Linked DNA regions of Homo sapiens: region 2 is linked to region 1. A link is a loop called in an ENCODE intact Hi-C map of the cell type or tissue named here. Cell type or tissue: Caco-2. All regions are shown on one strand. Each heading gives the region's core, and the rest is flanking DNA. Links, peaks and the distances in the headings are about the cores only. Region 1 has its middle 94 kb from the start of LINC02386. Region 2 overlaps LINC02386 (long intergenic non-protein coding RNA 2386).

Region 1 (10,330 bases), core at 3,567-8,566:
TCCAGTCTGTTAAGCCTGGGTTGAACTCCTTTTTCAGGTAGGCAGTTTCAATTTTTGAAGAGCAATAAATATTCCTCATGAAAGCATCTCCCTATTTCAAATGCAGAAGCTCCTTTCAAACTTAAATATCCCAGCCTTTTATTCTCAATACAAAAAGACATAAGCCCCATGGCCAAGTTAGCACAAATCTAGGACAAATCTAAGGTGTTCAAATCACTACATGCTCACACATGTACACAGAGGGCCTTAAATCGTTCATTCACCTCTGTTTAAAAACAAAAATAAGGGATCATTTCATTTTAGATAAAAGAGGAGTGGAACACTTCCTCCTAGTAGTTCTAGCCCATGAGGCCAACAGGACTTCAAAGTTAACTTTTCCCAAAGAGGCAGCCTCCTGTGGGCCTTAAGAATGTGGATTTAGGAGCAGACTGTCAGGTAAGGGACAAATCCTGGCACTGGTGCTTCTTAGTTGTGTCGGTTGGGCAATCACTTAACCTCTCTTTGTCGCAGTTTTCTTTTTTGCAAAACAGTGGCAATAATAACACCTAATTCTTAGGGTTGTTATGAGGATTAAAATGATTACATGTATAAAACAGTAAATGCTACATAAATGTTAGTTATTACCACACCTGGTGGTTCCCAACTTTTGTGTATCAAAGAATTGCCTAGTGTGCTTGTTACCAGTGCAGATTTCCTGACCTACTCCCCAGAAATTGTAATTTACTAGAGCCGGAGGGAGCCCAGAGATTGGAAAATTTTAGGGCAGAGTGCAGAGGGCCAACTGCTACATCTTCCAGCCAAACCTAGCTCTCTCTGGTAAGTCAATATACATTCACTTAACAGTTTAAGATAAAATCCAAGGGAGAAAAAGAATTAAATATACTCCCTTATCATCTGTTTCTGGTGTCTCCACTGTTGGGTTCTGTAACACTTTCCTGGTGAGTTTCCACAGCCCAATACACAGCACATTCCCCTGCCTTCCTCTCTAGCCAGTTGTCTTTCTTCTTCCCCCTCTCTTGCCATAATCACAGCTCTCAAATGCTTGTAAGTGGTTTCTATAGTCTTCCTAGATTATTTAGACAATAAATAACAACATCTGCTTCTTCTTGTTTTTCCTCTAAGGTGAATCCCTTCAGTCTTAATCATTTTAGTTACTCTTTTAGCACATTTTCACCAATACCAGGAGCAAATGAGCTAATCATCATCACAATGTATCTGAAGTACCGAAGGATGTAATTCCAGGAACCAGTGCAAACACGATGGTGCACTTGGAGGTGAAAGCAGAGTTCATGGCTCTGATCTGAGCTTAATGCAGCTCATTATCACCTAGCTTTAAAGAAAACTCTAAGAAGAAGGCATGGGAGAAGAGGAAGAGGAACTGGGTCCATGAAATGAGTTGACATGAGAAGACTGCAGCAGTAGAGAGATGGCAGAAACTAGACATGGTCCTCTTGCATCTTCCGAAGCACAGAATGCCAAAAAGAATGGTCTGTCTGCCAGCAAAACTGACAGAGATTGCAAGTGGCTATGGGGCAGATTTCCATGGAGGGAAGGCTCTGAACATAGCTGGCAAGTGAAACTGATGCTGATAGCCCTGGGGGAGCTACAACTGGATCTTGAAAGGATTAGACACTGACTCTGGAGTCAGCTTTGCTTACCCCGTGATAGGTGCAAATGCTCAGAATGCTTTAAAGAACCCAAACAGAGGATGTTACACCAGTATGGACTGACAAACCATATTTATTCAGACCAAGGAACAGACTTTACAGCCTGTAATGTCTAACAATGGGCAGAGACACCCTCCTCAGAATAATAGTGTGCTAGAGAAGTGTAACGGGCAAATGAAACATTGGTTGTTTAAAGCAAGGGGAGATAAAGCCACAAAGGGCTGGCGTACATGCCTTTACAGTGTGTGGGTCACACTCAATATGAGTGGGACTAAAGGAGTGTCCCCGCTAGATAGATTCTTTCTTTTTCTGGTGCGTGTGGGGAAGAGGGGATGGGGAAGGGTGCTGGGATGAATATGTGATTATCGTCAAGAGGGGATGGGGAAGAGGGGATGGGGAAGGGTGCTGGGATGAATATGCGATTATCATCAAGAGCGGATGGGGAAGATGCTGATAATGATGACTATACTTTTTTCTGTCTTCCCCACATCACCCCGACTTGATCGTTTTTCCCTATCTGATTCAATGGTCAGTGATTCAATACAGAACCAAGGCTGCAACTGCAAGTGCTGGAAGCAAGGGTGATTCCAATCAAGAAACTCTAACTATGCTTTAAAACCTTTATACTAGAATTCCCGAAAATCCTGACAGGGCAGGTTACGCCCTCCCCTTATCTGGCAAATTGGTGCTGTGAATGTAACTGTATTGTCTGATGGTAAAAAATATCCTATTAGTTCTGTATCTCTGTAACCCTACCCTATATGAATGGGAGTGAACTGAGAGGGAGGTTCTTGCTAGACTGGTATTATGCCTTGTAATCTAGACCAGCATAGTCGCCAAGCCTAATATCCCTCACAAAGGTGAAAAAGCTTGATTACAAATAAAGCCAAGGAGGAATTGTCGCTTAGGATAAAGGAATAAATAAATGAGTTATGTAATAAAGGAAATATAATATTACATTAATACCTTGAAAGAGGTTCAGTGCAAGAGATAACATTGTCTCTCAGCTCAATTATAGCAGATTCCTGAAGGAGTGAATATACACATTTGCTGAGACCAATCCTGGTTTTGGACCCTGAGGAGATTGAATGGAAACCTGCAAACCTGAGTGGCCTGGCCCTGGGAGACATGCTTATGCAATGTGATGTGATGATGCCTTGGAGTAACTGTTAATGACTCAGTGGGACTCTAGGAATGTGCCCGTATCTATTGAGTTCTATTTTGTTTTGCCATAAGAAGTGTGTGGCCAGAGACCAGAGGGTGGACTGTGAAATAATAAGAAATCTGTTAATGACTCAGTGGGACTCTAGTAATGTGCCCGTATCTATTGAGCTCTATTTTGTTTTGCCATAAGAAGTGTGTGGCCAGAGACCAGAGGGCAGACTGTGCGATAATACGAAATACATGTATTTGGTCCGTCACTAGTCTCCTGCACACAGTTCCTAAAACCCTTGGAATCTCCAAAAGTGTAAGTGTCTTTTTGCATCAATGACATGAGTGATGGTTGGGGGCTCCTGCATAGCCTCTAGATAGGGCTGGTTGCCAGAGGAATCAACCATGTGATTAGAGGGTTTGAACCTTCAGCCCTACACCTCAACCTCTGAGAAGGAGAGAGAGACTAAGGGTTGAATTAATCAGGAACGGCCAATGATTTAATCAATCATGACTATGTAATACAATCTTCATTAAGAAAAAAAACCCTAAATAACAGGGTTTGGAGAGTTTCCAGCTTGCTGACTACATGGAGGGTGGCACAACCCGAGAAGGCATAGAAGCTCATTTCCCCTTCCCCGTATCTTGCCCTATGAATCGATTCCATCTGGATGTTCCTGAGTTCCTTTTATAATAAGTGAGTAGTAGTTAGTAAAGTGCTTTCCTGAGTTCTATGAGCAGCTCTTAGTAAATTTTGAATTTGAGCAGGGAGTCACAAGAATGTCTGATTTGTAGCCATGTCAGACAGAAGTCATGGGTAATCCAGGAATCTACTGCTTGTGATTGGCATCTGAAGTTGGGAGCAATCTCGTGGCCCTGTACCATTAACCTGTATGCTGGGGGTCCATGCAAACTTGGGTTACTGTCAGAATTGAATTGCAGGACACCCAGTTAGTGTCTGTCAAAAGGTGGAGAATTGTTTAGTGTGCGAGAAACCTCTACACATTTTGGTGACCAGAAGTGTTGTAAGAGTGCATAGAGAAAAACAGTTTGTTTTTCCTGTACCTCTGGTGTCAGAAGTCACCTGTAACAGTGGTAAGAGTACAAAAGGAAAAACATTGCTTTTCCCTATACCCTCAGAAGCAGAGCTGCTCTCAATATCAGAGTCTGCCAGTAATCAGGACCCACCCACACTCTCTGCGTGAGTGCAGGGAACTCAGGCTGCCTCTGCTTTCTCTTGTAGCAAGAGAGAAAAAGGTAAGATATCAAGAAATGAGAACAAAGAGAGGTAATTCTCATATTAAAAGCGTCATCTTAAAAATTATGTGAAAAGTTGCTTACCATTCCCCTAATGTATTCATTTCCTGAGTACCTACTTTGTGTAGCAGGTATTTTAGATGGTAGGAGCTTGCGCTGTGTCTGGGGAAGAATAAAAAAATAAATATCTAATGCCCGAAAGTGATGAGTGTTATTAAAGAAAAAGCAAAATAAGAGAGTTTTGTTGAGGTCAGGGAGGTGTGCTTGCTGCTTGAGCTAGGATAACAGGGAAGGATTCTCTGAGGAGTGACTTTCTGCAAAGCCTGAGCAAGCCATATTCATGTTAAAGAAGTGCTTTCCAGGGCCAGGCGTGATGGCTCACGCCTGTAATCCCAGCACTTTGGGAGGCCAAGGCGGGCGGATCACGAGGTCAGGAGTTCAAGACCAGCCTGACCAACATGGTGAAACCCCGTCTCTACTAAAAATACAAAAATTAGCTGGGCATGGTGGCACATGCCTGTAATCCCAGCTACTCAGGAGGCTGAGGCAGGAGAATCACTTGAACCCTGGAGGCGGAGGTTGCAGTGAGCGGAGATGGTGCCATTGCACTCCAGCCTGGGTGACAGACCGAGACTCCATCTCAGAAAAAAAAAAAAAGAAGTGCTTTCTAGAAAGAGGAATAGCAAGTCAAAGGTCCTAAGGTGGCAGTGGGTAACGTGTGCACCAAGAAAAACAAGTGCTGGTTTGGAGTAAGTAAGTGAGTAAGGTGGAGATGAAGTTGAAAAAATAGCTAGAAAACCTCTGCTGTCAGTAGGCACACAATTCCATTACTTTGACATGATCAGGCATTCCCCGTTTTAAAATTGGGATGGCAGGGTCCTCAAAGGTTGGAAAAATATACAAGTAGCTCCAAAAGAAGATAGAAAAACATTTATTGATTAAAATAAACTTCTTCATAAGAAGTCTCCAGACTTCAGCCATGGATTCATCTACACGATATGTACAAAACTCTCATGGCCCAGGACTATGACCCTTTGTTATTCCCCTACACTTTCACAATCCAGTGTAAAGCTTAAGTTATCAGCCTTCCTTCATTCGTAGCCTTCCTTCTCTTCTCTGTGTAACTAAGATAAAACATGGTTTGCAAATAATGTTCAAAGACCAGTGCTTTATGTTCCTTGTAAAATCAAAGGTCTGAGGCTCGGCATCATTTAAATTGAACGCTCCATCCTAAAATACTTTTTGGCTCCCCCTTACACTTTAAACTATTCACATAAGAAACATCTCAAGGATACACAAGGAAAACCACTTAGCCACAATGCCAGGAGGGTTTTGATTGCTGGTGGCTTTGTCAGGTTGGAGGCACCTGGGGCAGCCAAGGGTGGAGGTTGGGGAGAAATTTTCCATGTCATTTCCATACCTTTTCTTACAGCTTTTGTCCTGGATGACTTTTCAAGAATGTTTGTGTAGCAAACGGTCTTTGAAGATCGAGATAATGTCTCCCATTGGAGCAGAAGCCAGATTTGTTTCCTGACCAGGATAATAATGTATCCTCTGGGGAAAGGCAGTTTGGTGTGTTTGTGTTTGGTGGGAGTGGGGGTTGGGGGCGGTTGCTTGCTAAGAACCCCTTTAAAAGATTGAGGATCACCTGCTGTGACATAGACTAGTGTGGATGAAATATCCATCTGTGTCCACTGCTGTATCACCTATAGGACTTTGGGGTGCAAGAAGAACCAACTGAATCTGAAGCCCATGCTGCCTGTTCTGTCCTGAGTAATAAAGTAACCAAGTACTTTGTCTCTGGCCCAGGCTTCTCCTGTCTTCTGACAGCATCTATAAAATGTTGGCAAGGTAACCGTTTGCTGTAAGAAGAGTGAAATCTCAGATCCTTCCTTTTTTGATACCTTTTCTGCTTCCCCCACTAATCCACCCAGCGTTGGCAGATCCTAGCTACATTCAAGGGGGCTCACACAGTCTCCCCACCTGCAAAGCTTCCCACAAGACTGAGAAATTACGGCCCTGAAAACAGCATTTCCCCCGCCCCTTCCACACACACCACACCTCCGGGGCCAACTGTGTAGGACTGGTTTTCTTGCTCACCCAGAGGGGCTGGCGGAAGGGAAGTGAGGTGGCCGCTCCAGCCGCCCATTCCCAGGTCTGTCCAGAGAAAACAAACAGCCTAGAACGCAGACACCTCGGGAAACTCTGGAAACTCGAAGGGAACTCCCCAGCGCGCGCCTCCCGCCTGGTCCCAGGAACCCAGATTAGCCTGGAGAGGACCTGGGAGCCTGGTGGCGTGAACAGCTGGAGTGGGAGAGGCAGGGAGGCAGAGAGGCCAAGGCGTGATGAGAAATAGAAATTCCCTTCAAGCCAGTCCCGCAACTACACCCGGCCCTGGCTCAAAGGGAAGCCCTAGACAGGAGTGCACTTGAAGGTGGGGACGCTGAGCGGCCGCTAGGACTTGTGGCTGGTGTTCTCGGCCATGCCCTGGCCCAAGAAGTCGTTGGTGAAGATGCCTCAGCGGAGCGGGGCGCCCGCCGGGCCGCACGTTGGGGTTGTTCACGGTCGCCCACACGTCGTCGTGCACGAACTCGCCCTGCAGGGAGCGGCCTTAGCACAGGCAGCTCGCCCCGGCCAGCAGCACCTCTTCCTCCCCACTGCGAATGCCCCGATCATGCTCCCCCAGACCCAACACACAAACACCCTTGGGAACCCACGCGGGTGCCTTCTGTTTACCGCAGCGCTCAAGCCGCGGGCGCTTGAGTCCCAGATGGCGAAAGTTCGCGCGCAGGTGGAGTGGGGATCCCGGCGTGCGGCTGCCCAGGAGAGGAGGGCAAGGGCACCCCGGGGTCCCGCCTGCGGGTGTGCGGGGGTGCCCGGCTGTGCTCACCCCCACGCCCCCGCCCCCATCGTTCTCCCCAAAATGGGGCTGAGGAGGGGCACATCTGGCGGACCCCTCCCAGGTGACGAGGCAGGTTTAGCAGGTGCGAAGCCTGGAACCCCCACACCCACCTTCCAGGGAGAAAAGTGCCGCTGCTTTCCGGGAAGTTCCCGGCTTTTCAGCACCCGGAACAACAGCATTGGCGCAGGGGAGACGCTCTCCATTCGCCCCTTGCTCGCGTCCAGTCGCCGGCTCCGTGCTCTTCTGCCCAGGCTTTCTCTCACCCGCCCAGTGCTGCGTCCTGCAGACCCAGCCTCCTGCGGGGATAGGGAGCACCTTCCCCAAAGCCAGGAGAAGGGGTCTCCCTGGACAAGGACATCCTGCTCGCCCTGCCCGGGTGTGTTCAGAGGCGACACCGGCTACTTAACTTCACAGCTCATTTCTTGGTCAGCACTTACAAAAAGTCCCAGGTTCAAGTTTTGGTTTGGGTCTGGGGGCTAAGTTGGTTCCTGAAAAATTTCTTACTAGTTAATTTTTTTTTAATTTAAATTATTGAGACAGTCCGGGAGATGCCAAGCAAATTACTCTTTCTTCTCATCCAAGTGGGTCACTGGGTCTGATGATTAGTTTCTGTTTTTTGCACAAGTTTGAATACTCCTGCTAACAATAGGCAGAGAAGTGTGTAAGGCTTCTTTTGGCTTTGGCTCCTAATTAGATATCCCAAAGTGCGGAAATCACCTGATTTGTTTTGAGGTTTGAAAATCTGTGAACTCTTTCAGGCCCCTTGTAAATTACCATTGCTGTATGCTATAGTATTTGTTACCTGGGACATTTTACATATCCAATCAGAAAAATCTTTAATGTGGAATTCACCATTCGTTTGGCATTTTACTACTCAAATTTATTCCATACAAAAAAATCAGAGGCAAAATATTTGAGTCGTGGAATACTAAATGAGTGGAGTGACACATTCGTCTGGAACAAAGGTGGTCCAAGACAAGCTTCATTTTCATCCAGGTGCGGTGCATTTTTGGTGACCTGAAAATTAGTGACTGAAGAATGAAACTGAAAATTTGGAGCATGAATTTCTTGTTTTCATCTTTTCCTCTTTTCATAGAAGTTATTTTACCCTGTGACAGCGTTACCTCTTCCTTGGATGTTGGGTCTGTCTCCACACACAGGACACTGTCTCCTTGCAGGAAACCCACACTGCAGTAACTCCTCTTCTCTGCACATCAGATTAATAGACTTGTACTAGGGGAATAATCTGCCATGCAGTGCACAATGGAATGGGCTGGATGACCAGTCATGCTCAAAGTTGGTGTGTGTGTGTGTGTGTGTGTGTGTGTGTGTGTATGTGTGTGTAAAATGCTAACTAAAATACTGACATTGTTATTTTAGTAGATGTTACAGGTCAGTGTGTTAATCTTTCCAAGAAACATGCTTACATTTTTACAGAAGTTTTGTGGAGACAATGTCTTAACCACAAAGAGTGGCCCTCATCATATTTTTCTAGGGTGCAGGCCTTTTCTTCTTCCTTAAATCACCCCCAAAGCCATCCCTTTCACCCCTTTCTTACCTGAGTTGTCTACTTTTTCAGAGGAAACCAACATGGCTTTGCCTGCCAGTGGAGAGAAGTGGAGAAGAATGCTTCAAGGCAGAGAGCTTGGACTCCACAGAGATGGCTAAAAGGGACAGACATAAAAGAAACTCAGCTTGATTCAAGGTTTCTGAGCACTTGGTGCTTGATTAAGCTTTCCTCTAGGTTCATTGGCCTCTATGTTCCATCTGGTCCAGGTGATGCATTTGGGATTGACTTAATTTATGATATTAAGATACCTTACATCCTCTCAGAGATGAAACAATAAATATTGAAATATGAAACTTTTTTTGAATCTTAATCATTCCCTGATTCAATACTTTTCTGTATTACAGAAAAACAGTGTAAAAATATTGATGTCTGAAAGTATCTACAGAAGGTATCTACTAATGTGCCAGCCCATCAAGCTGTCTTCTCCTCTCTTAAAGTAGGGACACTTAGTGTGCCTAAAAAACAGACCACAAAAGAATTAGACGAAAGCCTTTTTATTTAGTCTATGTTTACATTTAAAGCATTTGTTATTATAATACTATTTTATAACTGTCTGAGACAACTTTTGTCTACTGACATCAATTTAAAACATAATTACTACAGAAGTGCTTCTTTAAGGCTTATCCAGATTAAGTCACTTAAGCAAACGAGGATGGACCAAATTCTTGAAAGAAACTAGAATGGAGAAAAAAATGAGAACAAGTTTTTATAAAATTTGAAATTTGTTTTAGTAACACTTTATTAAATTACCGCTTTTTGTGCTTCTTGTGCATAATTATATGTATAGTTCAGGAATGTCCGATATCACTAGTAAATATGTTATCCCAGTGTCACAAAAGCAAAAAGCCTGAATATAGAATCTACAGTGTAAGAAAAGAATTATTTTTATTATTATTATTAAAATATTACTAGTTCTTGAAGAAATTCGGAAGAATGTGAAAAGAAAAGAAAAATATCCCTGACATATCACCCAGAAATTACCACTGTAAGTACATAGATATATTTATTCTAGTCTTTTATCTATGTATATAAATACATCTTTAATGTAAATTTGAATTACACTATATCTACTATTCTATAAAAGGCTCTTTAAAACTTAATAAGTTTTCCATGCAATTAAATATTGTGCTATAACAAGATATCTACCAGCTGTAGAGTACTACATCATGTAGATGAACCATAATTAAACCAATTAGTCACATTTTTCTTGACTAGGTTGCCTTTCATTTTCCTTTGTGATATAAAAAAAGTCAAATATCAATCCCAAGAAATTAAATTACTCTCACAGTTATAGTATACATTTATCATATATTTTGATAAAGATTTGTCTGGTATGAATAGTTCTTTAGAAATTATTGCCCAAGAGCCCACTACAATCTTCAGTTTCAATCTTGAGTTTTATATCTACTCCACATGGATCAACTGCTGACCAGGCCAAATCCGTCCTAATCCTGAGCAAGACTCAGTGTGTCATAATCTCTGTTTCACCTGTACCCACCAAAGTTTGATGGCAGAGTTTCAATGGTTACCAGTGTTAAAAGGAAGGGTGCAGGGAATCTTTGGTTGTTGTCTAACTTGGGAGAAAGGATTTAGCCAAGAGACAATTAGTAATGTAAGGCAAAGGTTTATAACGAGATAAGAGTATACTCCAAGAGAGGAATGGGTTGACCCTGCTGGAAAACAGCTCCAGGCTGGTCTGGCTGGAAAAATAACAATAGCAGAGTTTATTTAAATAGACAGTACACTCTGAAAGATGAGTCAGCGGGCTACTCAAAAGAGAAT
Region 2 (10,330 bases), core at 2,632-7,631, 84 kb before region 1:
GTACCCAGTAGTCATTCAGGAGCAGGTTGTTCAGTTTCCATGTAGTTGAGCGGTTTTGAGTGAGTTTCTTAATCCTGAGTTCTAGTTTGATTGCACTGTGGTCTGAGAGATAGTTTGTTATGATTTCTGTTCTTTTACATTTGCTGAGGAGTGCTTTACTTCCAACTATGTGGTCAATTTTGGAATAAGTGCGATGTGGTGCTGAGAAGAATGTATATTCTGTTTATTTGGGGTGGAGAGTTCTATAGATGTCTATTAGGTCTGTTTGGTGCAGAGCTGGGTTCAAGTCCTTGATATCCTTGTTAACTTTCTGTCTCAGTGATCTGTCTAATGTTGACAGTGGGGTGTTAAAGTCTCCCATTATTATTGTGCGGGAGTCTAAGTCTCTTTGTAGTCTCTAAGGACTTGCTTTATGAATCTGGGTGCTCCTGTACTGGGTGCATATATATTTAGGACAGTTAGTTCTTCTTGTTTAATTGATTCCTTCACCATTATGTAATGGCCTTCTTTGTCTCTTTTGATCTTTGTTGGTTTAAAGTCTGCTTTATCAGAGACTAGGATTGCAACCCCTGATTTTTTTTGTTTTCTATTTGCTTGGTAGATCTTCCTCCATCCCTTTATTTGGAGCCTATGTATGTCTCTGAACATGAGATGCATCTCCTGAATACAGCACACTGATGGGTCTTGACTCTACCCAAGTTGCCAGTCCGTGTCTTTTAATTGGGGCATTTAGCCCATTTACATTTAAGGTTAATATTGTTATGTGTAAATTTGATCTTGTCATTATGATATTAGCTGGTTATTTTGCTTGTTAGTTGATGCAGTTTCTTCCCAGCATCGATGGTCTTTACAATTTGTCATGTTTTTGCAGTGGCTGGTACTGATTGTTCCTTTTCATGTTAGTGCTTCCTTCAGGAGCTCTTGTAAGGCAGGTCTGGTGGTGACAAAATCTCTCAGCATTTGCTTGTCTGTAAAGGATTTTATTTCTCCTTCACTTATGAAGCTTAGTTTGGCTGGATATTAAATTCTGGGTTGAAAATTCTTTTCTTTAAGAATGTTTAATATATTCCTTCCCTTTGGCTGCACCCTTCTCAGGAGCATTTCCCTGAGCTATTTGGGGCCTCCTTGCCTGGTGGGGCCTGAAAGTTGCATTTCTCCCTCTCCACTTTGTGCCTCATGCCAATCATGGAAGCCAACAATGGACAGATGTGTGAGGGTGGTTAGGTACAAGAGCCCCCATTGCTTGTCTCAAGGCAGGAGAGGTTCTGTAGTGCAATTTCCCTCCAGAGCTCCCCATGGGATCAGACCAAATCTTTGCTTAGTTTCTCCCCTTTCCTATCCTGCTCCCTTCACTGTAGTCCAGTTTCTTCTGAGCATGCTCCTTTGGAAAATCACTTGCACAGGAATACTCACCTCAAGCTTATGTATTCCATGCAATCTAAAATAAACATATGTTACTTTGTAATTTTCAAAATATTATTTCTTAAGTATGTTCTCTTAAAAATGCATTTAAATTTTGACAAATTAGAAAATGATCTATTAAAAGCAAGGAAGTTTATAGACAAAGCCAAATTTAGGAGAGTTCAACAAAAATTTTTTGAGTATTTTCTATATGCTGGATATTGTGGGAGTACTCTATATAAATCTAGTTTAAATGCTGTACTCAAACTTAGAGTGAGAGTAAAAAAATGACCAACAATTATAATACAGGATAATACATGAAATATTATAGGCTTCTGCAATATTCTGAAAAGAATACAGAGGAAGGCATAATTAGCTCTGAAAGAGTTAGGGGAAGGTTTCAAAAAGGAGGGTCTAGTCGGTCAGGCTTTTCAGGGTGTAAAGGAATAGAGCAGATGGTGTTGAAGGAGAAAGAACCTCTCAAAACAACAGAATAAACAAAAAGCACTGAGGCATGAGTCAACATGACAGGCAAAGGAAAGTAGAAATAGTTCTGGTGACATAATTTATAATATCTCCAAATGATGGAAGTATCATGCAGCTATTAAAATTGATATCTTAATGTGCATTTAATGACTTTAATATTTGGTGGAAGATCCTAGTGTACAAAATGGAACTTCTGAAGAAAGGCCTTGCTTGCTGTGCTGTGGGAATAGGAAATCTCTGAAGAATTTAAGTGTCAGAGTAGCTGTAATTCAGAGAAATCATTCTGTTGGTAATGTGGGGGGTGAATTTAAGGGGGAACAAGACTGGAAGCAGGAGCAAGATAGTAGCAGTGGAGGTGAAGAGAAAAGAATGGACTGCAAAAACCACCGGACTGCTCTGGTGGTTAAAATAGGCAGAACTTGGCAATTGATTAGAAAAAGTGAGAAGAGGGACCAAGGACCGGGAAGCTTATAGGATCACACCAGGTTTCAGGCTGGAAAGTGGAGCCCAGTTGAGTAGAGTGGGGGTAATGGAGCACTTTAGGACATGATGGATTGGGAAGTTCTTTACATATCTAAGTGGAAAAGTCTTGGAAGCTTTAAGATGTACTAGAGCTCTGTGAGGGTAGGAGATACAGATTTTGTAGTCATCAGCTTACAAATGAATGATTGAAGCCATACTCTCACTTCAGGAGAGAATAACCAGAGGAAGGGCTGAAAATCCTGGAGAACACCAACATTAACAAGGTGAGCTAAACGAATTCAGAGATGGGGTAGAGTGAAAATTAAATGGAAGAGTGTGCTATAGAGATAGCACAATGATTAAGAACTTGGTCTTTGAAGTCAGGTCACCTGAATACTAGTTTCCTTATAGGTAAATAAGAATAAAAACAATATCTATCCACTCATGAAAAGAAAATCCTCAACAAATAAGAAACAGGAGGGAACTTCACCAACATGATAAAAAAAATCTGTGAAAACCCTACAGCTAACATATTTCACATGGTGAAAGACTGAATATTATCCCCCTTAGATTGAGAACAAGATAAAGATGATAATGTTTATCAGTCTATTCAGCACCTACTAAGGTTCTAGTCAGGGCAATTAGGCAATGAATCTATAAAAGGATTCAGATTAGAAAGGAGGAAGTAAAGTTATCTTATTCACAAATGACATGATCTTATACATAGAAAATCTGAAGGAATCCACTTAAGAAAACCCCTAGAATTAATAAATGAGTTCAGAAAGTTCACAAAATAAACATACAAAAATCAATTGTATTTATATACACCGGCAATGAAGACTCGAAAATAAAATTAAGAAAATTATTTCATTCACAACAGCATCAAAAAGAATAAACTATTAGGAACAAATATAACAAAAGCAAGGTGTGTATACTAAGAACTTCAAAACATTGCTGAAAGAAATTAAAGACAAGTAAATGGAAAGGCATCCCACATTTATGGATTAGAAGACTAAATATTATTAACGTGGCAATACTCCCCAAATTCTTACAGGTTCAATCCAATGCCTGTCTAAATCCCAGCTGGCTTTTCTGCAGAAATTGATGAGCTGATCCTAAAATTTATATGGAAATGCAAAAGACAGAGTAACCAAAGCCATCCTGAAAAAGAACAGGATTGAAAGACTTATGCTAATTTCAAAACTTACTACAAAGATAAGGTAATACAGAGAGTATGGTACTAGCATAAGGACAGATGTATTGGTCAATGGAATATAATTGAAAGCCCAGAAATAACCCCTTTCATTTTCAGTCAATTGATTTTTGATGAAGGTGTCAAGAAAATTAAATGGGAAAGAAAATCTATTTTCAACAGATGGTGCTGGGGCAATTGAATATCCATCTGCAAAAAATTAATTTGGGTCCCTACCTAACACCATACACAAAAATTAGCTAAAACAGATCGCAGACCTGAATGTAAGGACTAAAACTATAAACCTCTTAGAAGAAAACATACTAGTAAATCTTTGTGATCTTGGGTTAGGCAAAGATTTCTTAGACACAGCATCCAAAACACAAGTGAGAAAAGAAAAACAACCCAGCAAATTAAACGTAAGCCAAATTACAAATTTTACACATCAAAAGACACGGTCAGGAAAGTGAAAGACAACCTACAAAAGGGAAGAAATAAGTCAGATATCTAATAAGTGACATATCCAGAAGGACTCTTCCAATCCAATATTAAAAGATAATCCAATTTAAAAATGGGCAAAATACTTTGAATAGACACTTCTCTAAAGAAGATATGACCAATAAGCACATTTAAAAATGCTCAACACTATTGTTACTAGCAAAATGCAAATCAAAACCACAATATCACTTCACACCCACTAGATTGACTATAAACAATAAGACAACAATAAGATAACAAGTGTTGGAGAGGATGTGAAAAAATCAAAACTCTCATACATTGCTGGTGGGAATGTAAAATGGTGTAGCCAATTTTTTGGAAAATAGTATGATAATTTCTCAAAATGTTAAATATAGAATTGCCTTAAACCCAGCAATTTCACTTCTAGGTATCTACACCCAAGGGAAATGAAAACATATGTCCAACCAAAATCTTTTAGGTAAATGTCCATAGTAGCACTATTCTCAAGAACCAACAGATGGAGACAAACCCAACGCCTACCAACTGGTGAATGGAGAAAGACATGTAGTATACCTATACAATAAAATACTGTTTACAATAAAAAGGAAGTTCTGATACATGCTCCACAGCATTGATATACCTCAAAAACATAATGCTTCTTGAAAGAGGTCAGACACAAAAGAACACATATTGAAACAGAATCACCTAATACATATACAGAGAAAAATAGATTAGTGGTTGCCTAGGGCTGAGTTGAGAATGATAAGTGACTCAATGGGCACAGGTTTTCTTTCTGGGATGAGGAGAATGTTCTAAAAGTAGATTTTGGTGATGGTTGCACACTTCTATAAACACACTAAATATACTAAAAATAATTGAATTGCACACTTAAAATGGGTGAATTTTATGGTATATAAATTATACCTTAATAAAGCCGTTAATTTTTTAAAAGTTTTAAAATTATAATATTTATCCCTAGCACCAAGATTGTGGTCTCCAAATACCACCTACCACTAAAAAATCCCCAAAACTTCTTGGAGAAATTGCTGATTTCAGGTCTGAGCCAGAAATGCATAAGATAAGCCTAGAACACATTGTCACTCTAGATGGCAAGGACTCTATCAAAGATTGTTAGAATGATATCAACAAGTCTCAAGAGGAAATTTAAAGGGACTCATTCTGACCAAATATAGGATATTTTATACATTGATAAGGATAATAATTGGAATGGATAGAAATACGTCAAATATGCTTAAATTTCTGCATTCATAATAATTATTTTTTAAAAATAAAAGTCATCGCAATCGTAGGATATAAATGAGACAAGACATCATTTTGAAAAAAATATTGAAAAGAAAAATTCAACTATCTGGTCTTTTCTATATAAATTGTACAACTGGGTAAAACAATAATTTATAAAAAGCAGTATCTACAGTATGACAGCCAATAAATAAAGAAGGAATGATATAATAATGCCATTATTTTTCAATTCATAATTGATCAATGGATGCTAACATCACCAAAAGAAGACAGTTAGACATTACATTTCTCCTGATGGAAGAGCCTAGCACAGTTTTTTTTGCCCTGCTCTTCAAATCCAACCTGAATTTGATCAAATCTTTGGATCAAACTATTAATTTATAGTAAATACAGAGAACAGAAGAAAGTGAGGGAAAAGTTAAAGAACTTCATGAGCATACAGTCAGGAAAATCCAAACTCTGAGACATGGCATAGTGAGGATGTATTTAGCGAAATCCAAAATATAGGAAAACAACCTGGTTTCTTCAATAAACAAATTGCAAGGGAGAAAAAGAAGAGATGAAAGGAGAAGCCTGTAGATCAAAAAAAGTTCAAAGACAAGCAATCATAAAGTGGGATTTTATTTGGATCCTGATTCAAGCAAGCAAAAATATATAAAATTAATGGATATTTAGAGATAACAGGATCCAATAACAGGATATTTGATATTAAAGAATAGTTATGCTGAGTGGTTGGCTTAATGATGGTATTATGATTATGTTTTTTTTTTTAGTTTTTTTTTCCCTGGGTGTGGTGCCTCATGCCTGAAATTCCAGCACTTTGGGAGGCCAAGTTGCGGCGGGAGGATTGCTTGAGGCCAGGAGTTTGAGACCAGCCTGAGCACAACAGCAAGACCCCATCTTTACAAAAATAAAAATAAAAAGTTAGTCAGGTGTGGTGTAGTCCTAGCTAGTCGGGAGGCTGAGAAAGGAGAACTGCTTGACCCTGGCAGGAGATTGATGCTGCAGTGACCTATGATCACGCCATTGCACTCCAACCTGGGTGACAGAGTTAGACCCTGTCTTAAAAAGAAAAAAGTAGAGTTCTTTCTATTACATATGCATATCAAAATATTTAAAGATGAAATTATATGATGTCTGAGATTTGCTTCAAAATAACAAGGGAGGAGGAGAAGTGGGTGGAAGCATACATTAAACAAGATTGGCCATGAATCAATAAATGTTGAATCTGGTGATGAGTATGTGAAAACTTATCACACTAGTGTCTTGTTTAAAGTGCTCCATAGCAGAAAGTTTTTCTAAAAATCAACTTCATGCATTTGTAGTTAGTAGTAAATAAGACCATGTATATAGAGTGCTTTATCACTATGGCTGACAGATAGCACTCAAACATTGTTTTTAGCTTTTTATAGTCCCTTTCAATTAATCACACCCCAAGGAGGTATATTATTTAGATGAAGGGCCCTGTCCCATGTACCTTTGTCTTCCTCATAGTAATGTATTGAAATTCCAAGTTTAGAAGGAGGAAATGCCAGTCTTCGGAGTCCCAAACCTATCATGCAGCAGCAGAGCCGACGATCCCAAATGCTTCCCTAACACTCCTAGTAAATAGGACCACTTTCTTCTCACCTCGTAGGAATACTTGGGATCATTCCTTCTTTTATTCATTATTTTTCATTCACTTACTATGTGCCAGATATTCGATGCTGGGATACAAATATTAATACACTAGACTCTAAATTAACTGAAAGCATCCAAAGGTGAATATTCCTGAGGGTCAAACAAATTCAAGAAACAGTGCTAACGATCAATGGCCTCAATCATCACTAAGTCCCTCCTAACAGCCAGCTTTACTGAGCATATAAAAATGAGTGGAGATATGGAACTTGTTCGCACAAAGTTTAAAACCCGGTAGGGTACATGAGACAAGAACCCAAATAAACAACAACAGGAAGCTGAATGTGATTAAATGGTCCCAAAATGATTTGGTTACCAAGGTGGAGAAAGTATGTTTGACAGGTGTTAAGTAGTCAGGTTTGGCTGAAGCATTTAACAGGTATTTGGTGAGAGGTGGAAACTAAGGCTGGGAAGGTGCAGTAGGTCCACATGTGGAGAAGGTCAGGTTAAGGCATGTGAATGTCATCAGGTAGCAACAGAGAGCTGCTTAACGTTGCAGAGCAAGGAATAACATTCTTAGGACTGACTGTGGAAGGGGTCTCTAGCAGCAAGTGGCAGAGCCCATAGACCACTCATGGAAGACCAATCCAAGCCTGGCACCACAACGTCAAGTTCATAGCATATAACCATATACATGTTAACAAGTTTAGTGACTAATAGATTTACAAGACCTGAGATGGAATTGAGTTTTTGGAGATCCAGCTTCAGAGGTTAGCCTAACCTATTCCGCACATATAGACTGGGCCTGAACTATTTCCAAGAAAGCTGCCTGCTATTTTAGAGTGGGGCTCAGCAAACCTTTTCCATAAAGAACCAGAGAGTAAATGTTTTAGGTTTTGCAGACCATATATTCTTTTGCAACTACTCAACTTGCTGAAGCAACAATAGACAATACATAAATGGAGCATGGCTGTATTCTAATAAAACAGGACTTGGCTGTAGTTCGCTAACCCCAAGTGTAGAGTTGGTAGTCTATTCCCAGAACCAAAGTGACCCATCCAGATACAAGTCAGCTCCAACTTCTGCCAGAGACCCAAGCCTCATCTGTCAAAGAGTAAGAAGGCTCCTTTAGATGTATGCCCTGAGGATCCACCCACCCACTGGAAGCCTGGTGAGACTAATTCTCCATCAAGCTTTGTGAAAGCTAAACCCTGGTGTTAACCTGCTCATAACTGCAAAGTTTGATGCATGTTATAGCAGAAAGGTATGGATGCCATAGTGATGTACAATGAAGTGACCTGGTTTAGTCTGAGAGGACATGGTTTATTGCTTTGGCACAGTGCCTAGCAGAGTAAGGATTTACATGTAATTGAGTAAGGAGTAAGGACAAAATTTCAAGAAAATTCTCACAAATTTAATGCAATTTATTTACTGAATAGAGGAATGTGAAATGTACAGGGAGTATTAGTAAGCAATGACAGTTTAGAAGCAAATGATTTGATTGGAAGTGATTTTAGAAGAAATCCAAAGCCCTTGCTCATAACCTTTCAGGTACCTCTTTGGAATTCTGATAACAAAAAATGTTGCAGACAGTCAAAATGGGACCCATGAAAAGCCGTGTAGCCCCAGTCAATGATCAATGTCCCCAGAACTGAGGGCCTTTACCTCTAATGCCTGCGTAGAGTTAGATTGTTTTGAGCCCTTAAACTAGTATCTGTTTTCCAGGAGATGCCTAATAGGAGAAATATCTAAAGCAAGACAAATCCAAGATGTTTGAATATTTGAAAATCAAATCAACACTGTAAATCAGCAATAATATCCCAGCAAAAATTTATCTTGATTTTCCTATGAGTGAGTAAGCTAAGATTCTTTTTGTTATAAACAGAAACATGGGAATGGAGACAAATAACTGTTTTTGCAAAAAGCATATTCTTTCCATCTAGTTCTGCAACTGAGAGAAAAAGTAATAAGAAAGCATATGGAACAAGTGTTGAAACCCAGAAGAAGAAAAATATTTTTAAAATAGCATTTATTTTTTTTTCACTAACAGAGAATAAAAATAATCTCTGTACCATCTATAACAAAGAGAAATTGTGAGTATAAAGGTAAAAAAAAAGACGTTTCAATATTTGCAGAGAAATTTCAGACTTTAGTATGCCATTTTAAGGATATAGGCTTTGGAGTCGAGTAAAATAAAGTACATTGGATGAAAAGTTTTGGGAAAAATTTTCACAGATACACCCCCACACTCATTAACAAAAAGGAGAAAAATAAAACCTGGAAAAAAGCAAAGAAATTCCCCCAAATGTCTGAGACTGTCTATCTTTTTTCTGTTCTTTCTTTTAGAGAAATTCAAATGTTGGATGGTAATGGAGCCAATCACAAATGGGAGACATTTTTTGTAGCTATTCACCTGCTTTCCAAAATGTGCTTAAAATTTAAAGACTTTTTCAGATCTACTTTTCAATACATGCTTTTAATAACTTAATTTTTAGTTCTTTACTGTACACTTACCTGCAAGATAGATTACTTAGTGTTGCTATGTGTATTCGTTCATTTTTACACTGCTGATAAAGACATACCTGAGACTGGAAAAAAAGAAGGTTTAATTTGACTTACAGTTCCACATGGCTGGGGAGGTCTCATAATCATGGTGGAGGGCAAAAGGCACTTCTTACATGGCGGCAGCAAGAAAGAATGAGGAAGAAGCAAAAGCAGAAACCCAGATAAACCCATCAGATCTCATGAGAATTAGTCACTGGACTAGCAAGAGAAAGACCAGCCCCCATGATTCAATTACCTCCCCCTGGGTCCCACGTGTTGTGGGAATTCTGGGAGATACAATTCAAGTGGAAATGTGGGCAGGGACACAGGCAAACCATATCATCCTGCCCCTGGCCCCTCCAAACCCATGTCCTCACATTTCAAAACCAATCATGCCTTCCCCACAGTTCCTCAAAGTCTTAACTCATTTCAGCATTAACCCAAAAGTCCACAGTCCAAAGTTTCATCTGAGAAAAGGCAAGTCTCTTCTGCCTATGAGCCTGTAAAATCAAAAGCAAGCTCTACTTCCTAGATACAATGGGGGTACAGGTATTTGGTAAATACAGATGTTCCAAATGGAAGTAATTGGCCAAAACAAAGGGATAACAGGACCCAGGCAAGTCTGAAATCCAGCTGGGCAGTCAAATTTTAAAGCTCTAAAATGATCTCCTTTGACTCCAGGTCTCACACCCAGGTCACACTGATGCAAGAGGTGAGTTCCCATGGCCTTGGGCAGCTCCACTCCTGCGGTTTCACAGGGTACAGCCTCCCTTCTGGCTGCTTTCATGAGCTGGCGTTGAGTGTCTGTGACTTTTCCAGGTGCATGGTACAAGCTGTTGGTGGATCTACCATTCTAGGGTCTGGAGGATGGTGACCCTCTTCTCACAGCTCCACTAGATGGTGCCCCAG

Evidence for each region. Peaks named below come from ENCODE experiments on the same cell type or tissue, not always from the same donor. Only the 100,000 strongest peaks of a DNase experiment are listed, where the experiment ranks them.
Region 2: it touches region 1 in a loop (7-fold over the local background); 1 of 110 quality-filtered maps calls a loop at or near these places.

The regions. Positions count from the first base shown.
Region 1 is chr12:30,197,867-30,208,196 of GRCh38, reverse strand. No RefSeq gene overlaps it. Among named protein-coding and RNA genes, the nearest start is that of LINC02386, 94 kb to the left of the region's middle. In Caco-2, for the core only: no CTCF peak of the experiment used is centred there; DNase peaks (open chromatin) are centred at 5,446 and 6,166.
Region 2 is chr12:30,280,712-30,291,041 of GRCh38, reverse strand. LINC02386 (long intergenic non-protein coding RNA 2386) reads left to right here. Exons shown (of 5, transcript NR_183469.1): 2 at 2,579-2,633. Among named protein-coding and RNA genes, the nearest start is that of LINC02386, 11 kb to the left of the region's middle. In Caco-2, for the core only: CTCF peaks have their summits at 4,330 and 4,533; no DNase peak of the experiment used is centred there.